2 separate regions of the Homo sapiens genome follow, and region 2 is linked to region 1. A link is an interaction called in ENCODE POLR2A ChIA-PET data of the cell type or tissue named here. Cell type or tissue: OCI-LY7. All regions are shown on one strand. Links, peaks and the distances in the headings refer to the core of each region. The heading gives the core; the rest is flanking DNA.

Evidence for each region. Peaks named below come from ENCODE experiments on the same cell type or tissue, not always from the same donor. Only the 100,000 strongest peaks of a DNase experiment are listed, where the experiment ranks them.
Region 2: POLR2A ChIA-PET joins it to region 1 with 5 read pairs; 2 of 35 experiments call an interaction of 5 or more read pairs at or near these places.

The regions. Positions count from the first base shown.
Region 1 is chr20:36,696,783-36,704,605 of GRCh38, forward strand. The region is part of intron 3 of NDRG3 (NDRG family member 3); the gene reads right to left. Among named protein-coding and RNA genes, the nearest start is that of NDRG3, 45 kb to the right of the region's middle. RefSeq lists an enhancer at 1-232. In OCI-LY7, for the core only: no CTCF peak of the experiment used is centred there; no DNase peak of the experiment used is centred there.
Region 2 is chr20:37,271,196-37,279,018 of GRCh38, forward strand. No RefSeq gene overlaps it. Among named protein-coding and RNA genes, the nearest start is that of GHRH, 13 kb to the left of the region's middle. RefSeq lists a silencer at 6,169-6,218. In OCI-LY7, for the core only: a CTCF peak has its summit at 5,611; DNase peaks (open chromatin) are centred at 4,046 and 6,026; H3K4me3 peaks cover 701 bases; H3K27ac peaks cover 1,260 bases.

The sequences.
Region 1 (7,823 bases), core at 1,512-6,511:
GCCCGGCCGCCTCTGGCCTTTTCTATAACAACAATGGCATCTTCAATGATGTAATCCTTCCGGACTTTTATGATGTTCCATCTATTGGGATTCTCTTCCACAGCATTGACAATCTGTTCCATAAAGTACCATGTATAATGAAACTTAAAGGTCCTTATGACCCCCTGATCTAGAGGCAGAATCAGAAATACTGTGTTTGAGGGCAAGTAGAACACTTAGACACCTTCAGTATTTAACTCAATACTGAAGTTCTGGGGTTCTGGGTGGCCAGGGGCATTGTCCATATCAAAAGAACTTTGAAAGGCAGCCTCTCACTGGCAAGGTATTTTGTGACTTCAGAGACAAAGCGTAGATGGAACCAATCCAGAAAAAGTGTTCTCATTATCTAGGCCTTCTTGCTGTACAATCAAAACACTGGCAGCTGGTGTTTTTTGTTTCCCTTCAAAGCTTAGGGGTTTGCAAGTTTAAAGATAGGGCAGTCCTGATCATAAACCTGGCCGCATTTACACAAAACAGAGTTAGCCCATCCCTTCATGCCTTAAATTCTGGTGCTCATTTCTCTTCCTTACTAATATGTCCTTTGTGGCAGGTTTTTTCCCCCCCAAGAATAGGGCACTTTTGTCTGCATTAAAATCTGTTCAGGGCCGGGCGCAGTGGCTCACACCTGTAATCCCAGCACTTTGGGAGGCTGAGGCTGGTGGATCACCTGAGGTCAGGAGTTTGAGACCAGCCTGGCCAGTATGGCGAAACCCCATCTCTACTAAAAAATACAAAAATTAGCCAGGCGTGGTGGCGGGTGCCTATAATCCCAGCTACTTGGGAGGTTGAGGCAGAAGAATCGCTTGCACCCGGGAGGCGGAGGTTGCAGTGGGCCAAGACCGTGCCATCGCACTCCAGCCTGGGCAACAAAAGCAAAACTCTGTCTCAAAAAAAAAAAAAAAAGATTTAATACTGCATCTTTACATTTGTTTACATTTCTCTCAACCATGAATGGTGCCATGTATGATCTATAAGTGTGTGCATAAATTTTAACTTTTTGTAATAGATTTGTGTATATTTTATGTTAGTAAATGATAAAATAGACTAATGTCTACATATAGTTTATACAATCATGACATACCTTTTTCCGAATGTTTCCAATAGTTCTAGGTTACATAATTTGCGAGTTTTTTTCTTTTTTCTTTTTTTTTTTTTTTTTTTTGAGACAGAGTCTTGCTCTGTCACCCAGGCTGGAATGCAGTGGCCCGATCTCAGCTCACTGCAACTTCCACTTCCTGGGTTCAAGTGATTTTCCTGCCTTGGCCTCCTGAGTAGCTGGGACTACAGGCACACGCCACCACACCTGGCTGATTTTTTGTATTTTTAGTAGAGATACCATTTCAACATGTTGGCCAGGCTGGTCTCAAACTCCTGAACTCAGGTGACCTGGCTGCCTTGGCCTCCCAAAGTGCTGGGATTATAGGCATGAGCCATCCTGCCCCGCTGTGGGTTTTTTCATATTGCTACAAATCTCCGGAAGCTTTCTGACTGTGTGTGGTGGCTCATGCCTGTAATCCCAGCACTTTGGGAGGCTGGGGTAGGAGGACTGCTCGAGCCCAGGAGTTTGAGACCAGCCTGGGCAACATGGTGAGACCCTGTCTCTACAAAAAATTTTTAAAAAATAGCCAGGCCTGGTGGTGCATGCCTGTGGTCCCAGTTACTTGGAGGCTGAGGTAGGAAAATCACTTGAGCTACAGTAAGCCATGTTCTTGCCACTGCACTCCAGCCTGGGTGACAGAGCAAGACCCTTTCTTAAAAAAAAAAAAATCCAATTTATGTATTGAAAAAAAAGCCATGTATAAGTGAACCTATACAGTTCAAACCTGTGTTGGTCAAGGGTGTAAACATCACAACCTTCTCTATAATGTCAAAAAAACTGGAAACAGCCCAAATATTCATCAATGGGGAAATTAATAAATGAATTACGATTTATTCATATAATGACATACAGATAAAAATGAACTAGAATTATTAGCATTAATACACACAGAAAATCTTCAAAAAAATGTAAAAGAGCAAGATGCAAAAGGATATATATTAAAAATATACCACTTATGCCAATATTTTAAAAAGCAACACTATAGATTCTGTTTATTTATATATATGTATACATACATATACGTACACATATATATTTAGAGACAGGATCTCATTCTAGTGCCCAGGCTAGAGTGCAGTGATGTGATCATAGCTCACTGCAGCATAGAACTCCTGGGCTCAAGCAATCCTCTCACCTCAGCCTCCCAAGTAGCTAGGACTACAGGCGCATACTGCTACACCTGGCTAATTTTTATTTTTTAGATTTCTTGGAGAGACGGGGTCTCCATATTTGCCCAGGCTGGTCTTGAATTCCTGGCCTCAAGTGATTGTCCCAAATCAGCCACCCAAAGCGCTACTACAGGCATGAGCCAGCACAGCCAGCCTATAACTAAAGTATAAAAACTTGGAGGAGAAACAAGGTACACTAACTTTAGAACTTTGTTTCCTTCTGGGAATGGATAAATTATTAAAGAGAACTAAAGGAGGTTTCAATATCTCTCATGTTTTGTTTCTTGAGAGATATAAAGAATAAAGCGGGGGGAGGCAGCAAGAAAAAGGGAGAGAAGGAGAAAGTGTCTGCCATATGGAGTGACACTACAGGCAAATCCAAGTTAAAGAGAGCGTCCGACAACTTGTCACCTTGACAATCTGGTTGCTGGAACCTGTCTTCTGTCAAACTCAAACCTTCAGTAGGGTCCTGCTTAAAGATTCCAGTTTGGCCACTGCTGAGAACTGAGGGAAACACCAGTTTATACTCTGGCTCTACGCATAGCAGGACCTTGCCAAGGCCCGGTAACTGATGGTAACTGGTGGTGGTGGTGGTGGTGGTAGGGTGTGTGTGTGTGTGTGTGTGGGTACACACAGGAGGTGGATGGGGATGAGACAGTGAGCTGCCAGGGAAGGTCAGGAGAAGGATGGTAAAAAGGGAGATATAACAGGTGGGGGTAAAAGACAATACTTTAAAAGTAGATGAGGGAGGCCGGGCACGGTGGCTCACATTTGTAAAATCCCAGCACTTTAGGAGGCTGAGGCAGGCGGATCACGAGGTCAGGAATTCAAGACCAGCCTGACCAACATGGTGAAACCCGTCTCTACTAAAAATACAAAAATTAGCCAGGCGCGGAGGCAAGCGCCTGTAATCCCAGCTACTCAGGAGGGAGGAGAATTGCTTGAACCCAGGAGGCGGAGGTTTCAGTGAGCCAAGATCACACCGCTGCACTCCAGCCTGGGTGACAGAGTGACAATCAGTCTCAAAAAAAAAAAAAAAAAAAAAGTAGATGAAGGAATAGGGCAAAGTTACTACTTTGTTGCCATTTCATAATCTGGATGATATTCAAAAGTAAAATTGGCTCCTTACAAAATTTCAACTTTTTAGGGATATCTCAGCCCCTACCATGCCATAATATGCCCTCAAGTCATGTAACAACAAAAGTATCCAAGAGTCCTAGGCCCTGATCATTGCCCTATTTGGAGCAGCCCCTAGTTGTCAATGTCTCAAAGTTCTTCATTTTCAAAGTATGTGAATGTAAATATGCTTAGCAGAATAAAAAACAAAAAGAAAGGAAGCACTCACCTCCATGGTGATTGGCATGCATATTTTTCGTGACCTTGTGAATGAACAGCTTGAAAAAAACTCCATCTGAAGATGAATGTGCAGAGACCCTGGCTAAGGAGCTGATTCAGTTGTCAGGCCACTGCAGGGAGTAACGTGCTGTTGCTACCTTTTTGTCTTAGTCAATTATCATCTGTTTTACAGGCTCTCTATCCAGTTATCTCATCTCCCACCCCAGCATTCTAGAGTGTGACTACACAATGAGCCTGTGCTCAAAGAGCACAGTCTAAGGGAGCATCTGATAGGCTCTGGTCATAGATCTCTCCCATCTCTCCCAGCAGTTTCTTTGCTTTTCCTTTTCTTTCTTCTTTTTTTTTGAGACAGGGTCTCGTCATTGTCTCCTAGGCTGGAGTCCAGTGGTGTGATCATAGCTCACTGTAATCTTGAACTCCTGGGCTCAAATGATCCTCCTACCTCAGCCCCCCAAGTAGCTTGGAGCACACATGCTTGCCATCATACCCAGCTAATTTTTAAATTTTTTGCAGAGATGGGGTCTCCCTATATTGCCCAAGCTGATCTCAAACTCCTGGGCTCAAGTGATCTTCCTGCCACAGCCTCCCAAAGTGCTGGGAATATAGGCATGAGCCACCATTCCCCGGCTCTCCCAGTACTTACTGATTATTTATTACCTCCAAGGCTATGCACTTCTTGAACATAATCCCTTTATTCTCCATGTTTATAAAACAACATGAAATCATAAAGGTCCTTGACATACTTCTCTATTCTGGACTGTCTCTCCCACCTAATGAAAGCTGTAGTCTTAAACACAAGGTCTTTTTAAGGTCAGGCAGGATGGCTCAGGTCTGTAATCCTAGCATTCTGGGAAGCCAAGGTGAGAGTATCACTTGAGGCCAGGAGTTCAAGACCAGTCTGAGCAACAGAGCAAGACCCCATCTCTACAAAAAATATATATATTTTCTAATTAGCCAGGCACGGTGGCATGTGCCTGTAGTCCCAGCTACTCAGGAGGCTGAAGCGGGAAGATTGCTTCAGCCCAGGAGTTCGAGGTTACTGTGAGCTATAATCACGTCACTGCACCCCAGCCTGGGTGACAAAGTAAGACCCTGTATCTTTTTTTTTTTTTTTTTTTTGAGATGGCGTTTTGCTCTTTTTGCCCAGGCTGGAGTGCAATGGTGCGATCTCAGCCCACCACAACCTCCGCCTCCTGGGTTCAAGCAATTTTCCTGCCTCAGCCTACTGAGGAGCTGGGATTACAGGCATGCGCCACCATGCCTGGCTAATTTTGTATTTTTTAATAGAGACAGGGTTACTCCATGTTGGCCAGGCTGGTTTCGAACTCCTGACCTCAGGTGATCCACCTGCCTCGGCCTCCTAAAGTGCTGGGATTACAGGCGTGAGCCACTGTGCCCAGCTGAGACCCTGCATCTTTAAAAAAAAAAAAAAAAAAGCCTTTTAAGAATGTAAGAGTTTAAGATATTACCATTATTTAATAACCAACTTTCACTTTTTTCTTGAGCCCTCTGACTTCAATAAATGTGTTGTCACTGGAATGACACGATCTGACTTGTCCCATATTTCTAAACTTAACTAAATCATGCTAAATCACTAAATCATGATCATTTCATGCCTGTTACTATTTCTTCCTCTTTCTGGCTAGTCTGAACTAGTTTAGTTATATTTGCATGACAACATACTCTGGGAAATGTCAACTTTTTTTTTTGAGACGGAGTCTTGCTCTGTGGCCCAGGCTGGAGTGCAGTGGCGTGATCTTGGTTCACTGCAAGCTCCGCCTCCTGGGTTCACGCCATTCTCCTGCCTCAGCCTCCCAAGTAGCAGGGACCACAGGTGCCCGCCACTATGCCGGCTAATTTTTTTGTATTTTTAGTAGAGATGGGGTTTCACCGTGTTAGCCAGGATGGTCTCGATCTCCTGACCTCATGATCCGCCCACCTCGGCCTCCCAAAGTGCTGGGATTACAGGCGTGAGCGACCGCGCCCGGCCCCAATATTTTTATTAGTATGAACTGTTATTGTTTCCAATAAGCAGGCTACTGTATGAGGCCTGGGTATAGTTTTTGTTATACAAGATTTTTGTTTGTTTGTTTTTGAGACAGAGTTTCACTCCTGTCACCCAGGCTGCAGTGCAAAGGCTCAATCTCAGCTCACTGCACACTCTGCCTCCCGGGTTCAAGCCATTCTCCTGTCTCAGCCTCCCAAACAGCTGGGATTACAGGCACCTGCCACCATGCCCAGCTAATTTTTTTTTTTTTTTGAGATGGAGTTTCGCTCTTGTTGACCAGGCTGGAGTGCAATGGTGCGATCTCGGCTCACCTCAACCTCCACCTCTCAGGTTCAAGCAATCATCCTGCCTCAGCCTCTCAAGTAGCCGGGATTACAGGCATGCACATGCCTGGCTAGTTTTGTATTTTCAATAGAGACGGGGTTTCTCCATGCTGGTCAGGCTGGTCTTGAACTCCCGACCTCAGGTCATCTGCCCACCTCAGCCTCCCAAAGTGCTGGGATTACAGTTGTGAGCCACCAGACCTGGCCTAATTTTTGTATTTTTAGTAGAGACAGGGTTTCACCATGTTGGCCAGGCTGGTCTCGAACTCCTGATCTCAGGTGATCTACCCGCAGAATTATAAGCAATCTTTATTTTTATGCTTTTCTAAGTTTTCTAAATTTGTTTCTGATTATACACAAAATAAGTGTTATTTATCTAAAGCAATATATCATATACACATATAAATTACAGCATCTGTCTCAATGCTGTCTCTAATATACATATATGTATACTACACGTGTATATATGTATATCATATACATGTATATTAGAGAGTGTTGGGACAGATGCTATAGTTATCTGTAATATATCTATATAGTTTACATGTATGTGTGTGGATATATATACCCACACACACATATATATATACATATATACTCAACATAGTGAGACCCTCGTCTCTAAATATATATATATGTAATATCCTATCTATCTATCTATCTATCTATCTATCTATCTATCTATATGTGTGTGTGTGTGTAATATATAGAGAGAAAGACTGGGGTCTCACTATGTTGCCTAGGCTGGTCTCAAACTCCTGGGCTCAAGCAATCCGCTTGCCTCAGCCTCCCAAAGTGCTGGGACTACAGGCGCATGCCATCGTGCCCAGCTAATTTTTTATTTTTTAATTTTTTGTAGAGAAGGGGGTCTCCCTATGTTGCTCAGGCTGTTCTCAAACTCCTGGGCTCACACAATTCTCCTGCATTAGCCTCCCAAAGCTCTGGGATTACAGGCATGAGCCATAGCACCCAGCCTTTCTGTTTGTATCAGAACAGAACTAAAAGTTCTATTTCACAAGGCCGGAACATGTTACTATTTTAAAGCTTTACCCAAAGTATCAAGAATTTTTGCCAGACTATTTTTAAGCCTTAATATTAAAAAGTGACTCATAATTATATTTCTAAAACTCAATTTCATATCTACAATTATATATATGTATGGAAAAAAAATCTCAAATGACATATGCCAAAATATTAACACTAGTGAAATAGCAGGTGATTTTTATTTATTTACTTTTTGGTGTTTTCTCATTTATTTTGCAACAAGTATGTAATCTTTTATATTCTAATTTTTTCTCTTTTTTTCCTTTTTTTCTTTGAGATGGAGTCTCACTCTGTTGCCCAGGCTGGAGTGCAGTGGCAGGATCTCAGCTCACTGCAGCCTCCGCCTTCTGGATTCAAGCAATTCTCCTGCCTCAGCCTCCTGAGTAGCTCGGATTACAGACGCAAACCACCATGCCTGGCTAATTTTTGTATTTTTAGTAGAGATGGGGTTTCACTATGTTGGCCAGGCTGGTCTTGAACTCCTGACCTCGTGAACTCCTGACCTCAGCCTCCCAAAGTGCTGGGATTACAGGCGTTAGCCACCGCACCCCACTATATTCTAATTTTCTTACTTCGGAGGAGGTGCTGAATTTGATGAAAATTAATACTTCTACACTTTGGGGCAGGAGTATACATGTATACATATACTATTTCTGGAGTTCCTCACCTTGAATTTTACTGTCACCCTCTCTCTAATGTTTTCCTTCTTGGTAAATTATATCAAATATTAACAGTAATCAAGCTCTACTGGTTCAACCTAGGATCCAAACCATAACTGAAGTTAG
Region 2 (7,823 bases), core at 1,493-6,492, 570 kb after region 1:
ACCTTGAGCCTTAGGAACACATAGTGCTCTCATTTCATGGTGGAAGAAGCTGAGTCTTGGAGATATTGGGTAACTCGTCCAATCTCATACAGACGGTACATGGAGAGGCCGGGGTTAGGAGTGGGGCTTGCCTGCCTCCAGACAAGCTCGCCTGCCCCGGAACAGTGCTATCCCTGACCCTGCCTCAGCAGCCCAGGGCTAATTTCTGCCAGCTTGATTTCCCATGGATTGGTATCAGCAGGGTCCATGTGGGTCCTGCGAGGTGGAGTGATAAAGGTGACAAGTGAGGACACTGCAATGGAAGATGGCACTGCACTTTACATTTGCACTTGTCATGGTGATAGTGACATTTCTGATTAACATCAGAACTTTGGTCTGCTGATTTCACCCGTGAACTTGGAGCCAGAAGTCCCAGGATCCATCTGATCTCTGACCCAATTGCCACGTCCTTCAGGTGAGAGATGGTCCCAGGCATGCACAAACATTCCAGGATATTAATTGATGATGAAAAGTCATCATTAATTTATTGGCATATTTTGTCTTTTATTCCTGCCTCCTTCCATCCTTTGATAATTTATCCATCAGATATCGATGTAATAATACCCATCAGGTGCTAAGTGCTGTGTTTGGTGTCCAGGAGCCAAGGAAGTGTAAAGCACAATTCAAATGAACTGATATTTATCAAGTGCCGCTATGTGCCATTCACCGAGTTGGGGGCTCCAGGCATTCTGTGGACTTGCTTTGGTGCAATTTTCATCCTAGCTAGACAAGTGGGCAAACAGATAATTACACAGTGTGATATACACAGTCTATAATCGAGGTGCATACAAGGAGCTGTGGGAGCAGAGTGGGTGTGGCCTTCACCCTGCTAAGGAGCAGGAAAGGCTTTGCCTAGGATGTAACTTTTTTTTGGGAGGGGGGCACAAGCTCTCACTCTGTCGCACAGACTGGAGTGCAGTGGCACGATCTTGGCTCACTGCAAGCTCCGCCTCCCGGGCTCAAGCGATTCTCCTGCCTCAGCCTCCGGAGTAGTGGATTACAGGTGCGCGTCACTACCGCCCGGCTAATTTTTGTATTTTTAGCAGAGATGGGGTTTCACCATGTTGGCCAGGCTGGTCTTGAATGCCTGACCTCAAATAATCCACCCCCCTCAGCCTCCCAAAGTGTTGGGATTACAGGTGTGAGCCACCTCGTCTGGCTCCTTTTTTTTGGAAACAAGGTCTCACTCTGTCACCCAGGCTGGAGTGCAGTGGCATGATCTGGGCTCACTGCAACCTCTGCCTCCTGGGCTTGGGTGATTCCCCCACCTCAGCCTCCTGAGTAGCTGGGGCTACAGGCACGTGCCACCATGCCAGGCTACTTTTGTATTTTTTGCAGAAACGGGGTTCCTCCATGTTGCCCAGGCTGGTCTAGAACCTGTGGGGTCAAGCAATCCACCTGCCTCAGCCACCCAAAGTGCCGGGATTATAGACGTGAGTCACTGTGCCCGGCCAGGATGTGACTTTTAAGCTGGATCTTGAAGAAAGAGGAAAAATTAATCCAGCCTGAGCAAAGGCTTGGAGGCCTGGTTAGTGAACAACAAATTATTTGGTGTGGCTGGAGTGAGGGTCCTCACATCTTTCTGGGCTTCGGACCTGGACCCCAGATTCAGTTGTCCAGGGTAGGGCCCAGGGTTCTGAATTTTTAACTAGGGCCTCAAGTGATTCTGGTACAGGTGCGAGGTCCCACAGACTGGGAAACTCGGGCCTGTGGCTTCAGCGGCAAGAAATGTGGATGAATCTGGAACAATGCATTAGGGCCAAGCTGTGCAGGGTGTTAAATGCCATGCTAAGGAATTTGGACCTGTCTTGTTCTCAATGGAGAGAGTCCATTGGAGGCTTTCAAGCCCTGGAGTGGTGGTTTTGGAAGGAAAATGTTGCCAGCAGCCTGGTGGGAGGAACAGAGACCCGAGAGGCTAGAGAGAAGAAGCCCAGTGAGGAAGCTTTCACAGCTGTCCAGGCCAGCCATCCTGGAGGCCTGAGCTGGGGGTTTGGGGGGGCGGTGGGCAAGGAGCATGGGAGTGGGGGCGCTGGATTTGAGAGGGCTCTGAAAAATGGGGCGCAGGCCTGCAGTAGATGGATGAGGAAGGTGAAGGAGAGGTTGTTGAGAATGGGCTGGGGGGCCTCAAGGGCTGATCAGGATGCACCAGGGCAGTGGGTTGAGGGGAGGAACAATAGAGCCAATTTGCATGAGTTGAGTTTTTCACTCATGTGACCTCCAGGAGGATGTGGGTAACAGGTATTGGATCTTGTCCGAAGCTTGGAGAAGGTGGTTGAAGTTGAGGGGAGAGCTTTTTTTTTTTTTTTTTTTTTTTTTTTTTTGAGAGGGAGTTTTGCTCTTGTTGCCCAGGCTGAAGTGCAATGGTGCAATCTTGGCTCACCGCAACCTCTGCCTCCTGGGATCAAGCGATTCTCCTGCCTCAGCCTCCCAAGTAGCTGGGATTACAGGCATGCGCCACCATACCTGGCTAATTTTGTATTTTTAGTAGAGACAGGGTTTCTCCATGTTGGTCAGACTGGTCTCAAACTCCCAACCTCAGGTGATCTGCCAGCCTCGGCCTCCCAGAATGCTGGGATTACAGGCATAAGCCACCACGTCTGGCTGAGACTTTGAAGAGCAAAGAGGTATTAGAAGACTGTAGACTGCTTACGAATCTTCAGGGCACGTGGAGGCAGAATTAGAAAAAGAGGCCAGGTGTGCTGGGCCACACCTGTAAGCCCAGCACTTTGGGTGGCCAAGGTGGGATTGCTTGAGGCCAGGAGTTTGAGACCAACCTGGGCAACAAAGCAAGACACCCACTCCCCATGTCAAAAGCAGAAGCGAAGAGAAGGGGAGGGGAGGGGAGAGGAGGGGAGGGGAGGGGAGGGAAAGGAGAAGGAAAGAGGCAAGAAGAACACACTAGAAAAGTAGCTGTTTGGTTGTTTTTTAATTTATTATCTCCACTTTGCAGATGGGGAAACTGGGACTCAGACAATTAAATAACTTGTCCATGGCCACTATGCTTAGCAGGGTAAGGCTGGAGTTTTGAACCTAAGTCTCTTTGGCTCCAGTGCCCATACTCTCTTGGCTGAGTCTCCCAAAGGCAAATCCTGTCCCCAGACACAAAATAAACAGATTCAAAGATTGGGGGTGAATGGGTGGAGGTGAGGAAGATGCAGCAAAAAGAACTTGCAGGAGGCCAGGCGCGGTGGCTCACGCCTGCAATCCCAGCACTTTGGGAGGCTGAGACAGGTGGATCTCCTGAGGTCAGGAGTTTGAGACCAGCCTGGCCAAAGTAGTGAAACCCCATCTCTACTAAAAATACAAAAATTACCCGGGTGTGGTGGCAGGCACCTATAATCCCAGGTACTCGGGAGGCTGAGGCCGGAGAATCACCTGAATCCGGGAGGCAGGTTGCAGTGAGCTGAGATCATGTCATTGCACTCCAGCCTGGGGGACAGAGCGATACTCCATCTAAAAAAACAAAAAAAGAATAACTTGCAGGACAGAGGCAGGGGAGACCAGCATATTAAGTGAGCCTATTTTTCATTCCTTCTCCCACTAGAATATATTGAAGAAAACCACAGACTTCATATTATTTCATCGATAAATATTTCAGTATGTATCTCAGAAAGATAAGGCTCTTTTTTAGACATAGTCACAATCCCATTATCACACTTTAAAAAAAAAATCTAACAATAATTCCTATTAAGGAAACCTATCGAGGACAATCTGACAAGACCTCAGAATGGAAGTGGGCTTGTATATCTTGAGCCAGCACTGTCACAAAGCCATGATAAGGAATTTAAATTTTCCCAAGATAATTACAGCCAAGGCGAACAGGGGGTTGGAAATGCAGGAGATTTGAGAAGCTTGTCTGGCTCTGGAAAGGAAATGTTATAAAGGAAGAAAAAAAAGACTGGAAAGGTTTACAGAGTACAAAAGACAAGACTCTTCTTTCTTTCTGACTTCCCCTTTCCTCATGCGAGGGTCTTTAGTCATAAATGAGAAATAGGAACCCGGGCTAGAGTGAAACCAAATGGATAAAAATAACACAACAAATACAGTATTGCTAAATGCAATGAGATAGAGGCATGGGGTTTATTTCCCACAAGGCTGTGCAAACTGCTCACTTCTTAGATAAAGGCTCTTCAGTTGCTGCTATTCAGAATCCCAGCTTCCTGAGAGGTCATGTCCATTGATTATTAACTGGTTATTGTGGACACTGACCTTCTACTAGGCATCAAGAAATCAGATTTCTAGACCAGGTGCAGTGGCTTACATCTGTAATCCCAGCACTTTGGGGGGCCGACGCAGGTGGATCACTTGAGGTCAGAAGTTTGAGACTCAGACTGGTGAAACCCCGTCTCTACTAAAAATACAAAAATTAGCCGGTGGCTCATGCCTTTAATCCCAGCACTTTGGGAGGCCGAGGCAGGCGGATCACCTGAGGTCAAGAGTTTGAGACCAGCCTGGCCAACATGGCGAAACCCCGTATCTACTACAAGTACAAAAATTAGCAGGGCGTGGTGGCGTGCGCCTGTAATCCCAGCTACTCAGGAGGCTGAGGCAGGAGAATAGCTTGAACCTGGGAGGTGGAGGCTGCAGTAAGCCGAGATCGTGCCACTGTACTCCAGCCTGGGTGACAAGAGCAAGACTCCATTTCAAAAGAAAAAAAAAATAAATTAGCCAGGTGTGGTCTCTACTAAAAATACAAAAATTAGCCAGGCATGTTGGCAAGCACTGTAATCCCAGCTACTTGGGGGACCAAGGCACGAGAATTGCTTGAGCCGTGGAGGTGGAGTTTGCATTGAGCTGAGATCGTGCCACTGCACTCCAGCCTGGGCAACAAAGTGAGACTTTTTCTTAAAAAAAAAAATATATATATTGGTCCAGCTCCTCCATGAAATTGCTCTGTGACCTTGGGCAAATTCCTTGACTTACCTGAGCTGTCTGTAAAGTGAGGGTATTAGACCATAAGACCTCATCATTTCCTTTAAGAGTCGAGTTCTCTGATTCAGTGAATACCTAGTGAAACAGTGCTTACTTCCTGGGGTTTAGAAAGCGTTACTAGGATTTGGCTCAATGTTACACTGCATCTGCAAAATGCTTGGATAGGCCGGGAGCGGTGGCTCGTGCCCTGCAATCCCAGCACTTTGGGAGGCCGAGGCGGGTGGATCACTTGAGATCAGGAGTTCAAGACCAACCTGGCCAACATGGCAAAACCTCGTCTCTACTAAAAATACAAAAATTAGCAGGGTGTGGTGGCGCGTGCCTGTAATCCCAGCTACTAGGGAGGCTGAGGCAGGAGAATCGCTTGAACCCAGGAGGCAGAGGTTGCAGTGAGCCGAGATCACACCACTACACTCCAGCCTGGGCAACAGGTGAGACTCTGTCTTAAAACAAACAAACAAAAAAAAGAATACTTGGCTAACCTCGGTGAAGGATGCCATGTGTTGATGATGCAGGTTCATGCTACAAAATCACCCAGCGTTGCTCTTGGCTGACGCCCCAGAGGAAATCTGAAACGCAGCACTACGTGAGCTCTCTGGAAATGGATGGTAGACGGAGAGCACGTGGAAACTGCACAGAGCCGTCCACAGATGGAGCCAGCTGCCTGAGGCTCAGGAAGCAAATTGAAGAAATAAGTTGAAACAACAGCCCAATGTGTTTTTTTTTGTTGTTTTGTTTCATTTTAATGGCAGGTAAAGGGGTTGACGGATGGGGACCAGGGATGTGGGGCTGAGATGGAGCTAAAGGGGAGGGGGCTGTGAAAGCCGGCAGGTCCAGTTGCCATATGTTGCTGGGATTCTGGGACCTTGACCTGGGGAACTGCATTTGAGCAGAGTCTGAAGAACTTGAGATTGGAGGGGAGCCAGAGGAAGTTGCAGAAGAACTTGAACCCGAAAGGGCAGAGGAAAAACAAAACAGACCCCATCCTGGGCCAGAAGAGAAGCCCTTTCCTGACACCTTGCCCTCTGTCCGGCTCATCATCACGTGAGGAAGGAGGGGCTGTGTGGCTCTTGGCTCCAGCTGCTCTGATTTCTTTTTTCAGTTCCTCCAAGGTGCTCTGTTCTTTCTTGCTGCATGGCCTCTGCTGTGTCCTCTCCCTGGAAGGCAGCTCTTTCCCCCGATCAACTTCCACTCAGACCTTAGCTTAAATGTGTTGCCTCCAGGAAGCCCTCCTTGGCCTTCTGATAAGACAAACCACTCCATTTTAAGTTCTTACGTCATTAGTCACTTTTAAAAAATAGTGCTCCTCACTGTTATCATTCTTAATGTATTTATGTGATTTTATCATTCTTTAATGTATTTAATGAATTTATGTGTATTATGTGATTTACATGTTTCTAAAAAAATGTCTAATTTTGAAACAACATTGAGCTTTTAGAAAAGTTGCAAGAATAATACAAAAACCTCTATAGGCCAGGTGCGGTGGCTCACGCCTGTAATCCCAGCACTTTGGGAAGCCCGGGTGGGTGGATCGCTTGAGCCCAGGAGTTCAAGACCAGCCTGGGCAACATAGCGAGACCTCATCTTTACAAAAAACAAAGCAAGCAAATTAGCTGGCTGTGATGGCACGAGCCTGTAGTCCCAGCTACTTGATGGTTAAGGTGGGAGGACTGCTTGACCTAGGAGTTCAAGGCTGCAGTGAGCTATGACTGCCGCAGCATTCCAGCCTGCACAACACAGCGAGACCCTGGTTCTAAAAAAATAATATTTCAAAAATTAAATAATTTAAATTAAATGAATTTTATTTATTTATTTATGGAGATACAGTCTCACTCCGACACCCAGGCTGGGGTGCAGTGGCACAATCTCGGCTTTGCAGCCTCAACTTCCAGGGTTCAGGTGCTTCTCCCACCTCAGTCTCCTGAGTGGCTGGAACTCCAGGCATGCACCACCATACCCGGTTAATTTTATATATATATATATATTTTTTTTTTTTTGAGATGGAGTCTCGCTCTGTTGCCCAGGCTGGAGTGCAGTGGCGTGATCTCGGCTGACTGCAAGCTCTGCCTCCCGTGTTCACTCCATTCTCCTGCCTCAGCCTCCTGAGTAGCTGGGACTACAAGCATCCGCCACCATGCCCGGCTAATTTTTTGTATTTTTAGTAGAGACGGGGTTTCACCGTTTTAGCCAGGATGGTCTCAATCTCCTGACCTCGTGATCCTCCCGCTTCGGCCTCCCAAAGTGCTGGGATTACAGACATGAGCCACCGCGCCTAGCAATTTTTTGCATATTTTTTGTAGAGAAGGAGTTTCACCATGTGGCCCAAGCTAGTCTCGAACTTCTGGGCTCCAGCAATCCACCTGCCTTGGCTTCCCAAAGTGCTGGGATTACAGGTGTGAGCAATCGTGCCTGGCTTAAATTATCTTTAACTTAATTAAATTAAATTTTATTTAATTTTTAAAATTAAATAAAAATAAAAAGAACTCCTGGCTGGGTGCGGTGGCTCACTCTTCTAAGCCCAGCACTTTGGGGGGCCAAGGTGGGTAGATCACTTGAGCCCAGGAGTTCAAGACCAGCCTGGCCAACATGGTAAAACCCCATCTCTACAAAAAAGTACAAAAAATTAACTAGGCATGGTGGTGCACACCTGTAGTCCCAGAGACTTGAGATGCTGAGGCGGGAGGGTCTCTTGAGCCCAGGAGGTGGAGGTTGCAGTGAGCCGAGATTGCACCACTGCACTCCAGCCTGGTCGACAGAGTGAAACTCTGTCTCAAAAAAAAAAAAAACACAAAAAATTGTAAAAACTCCCAGACTCAACAATTGTTAACATTTTGTCACATTTCCTTTGTGAT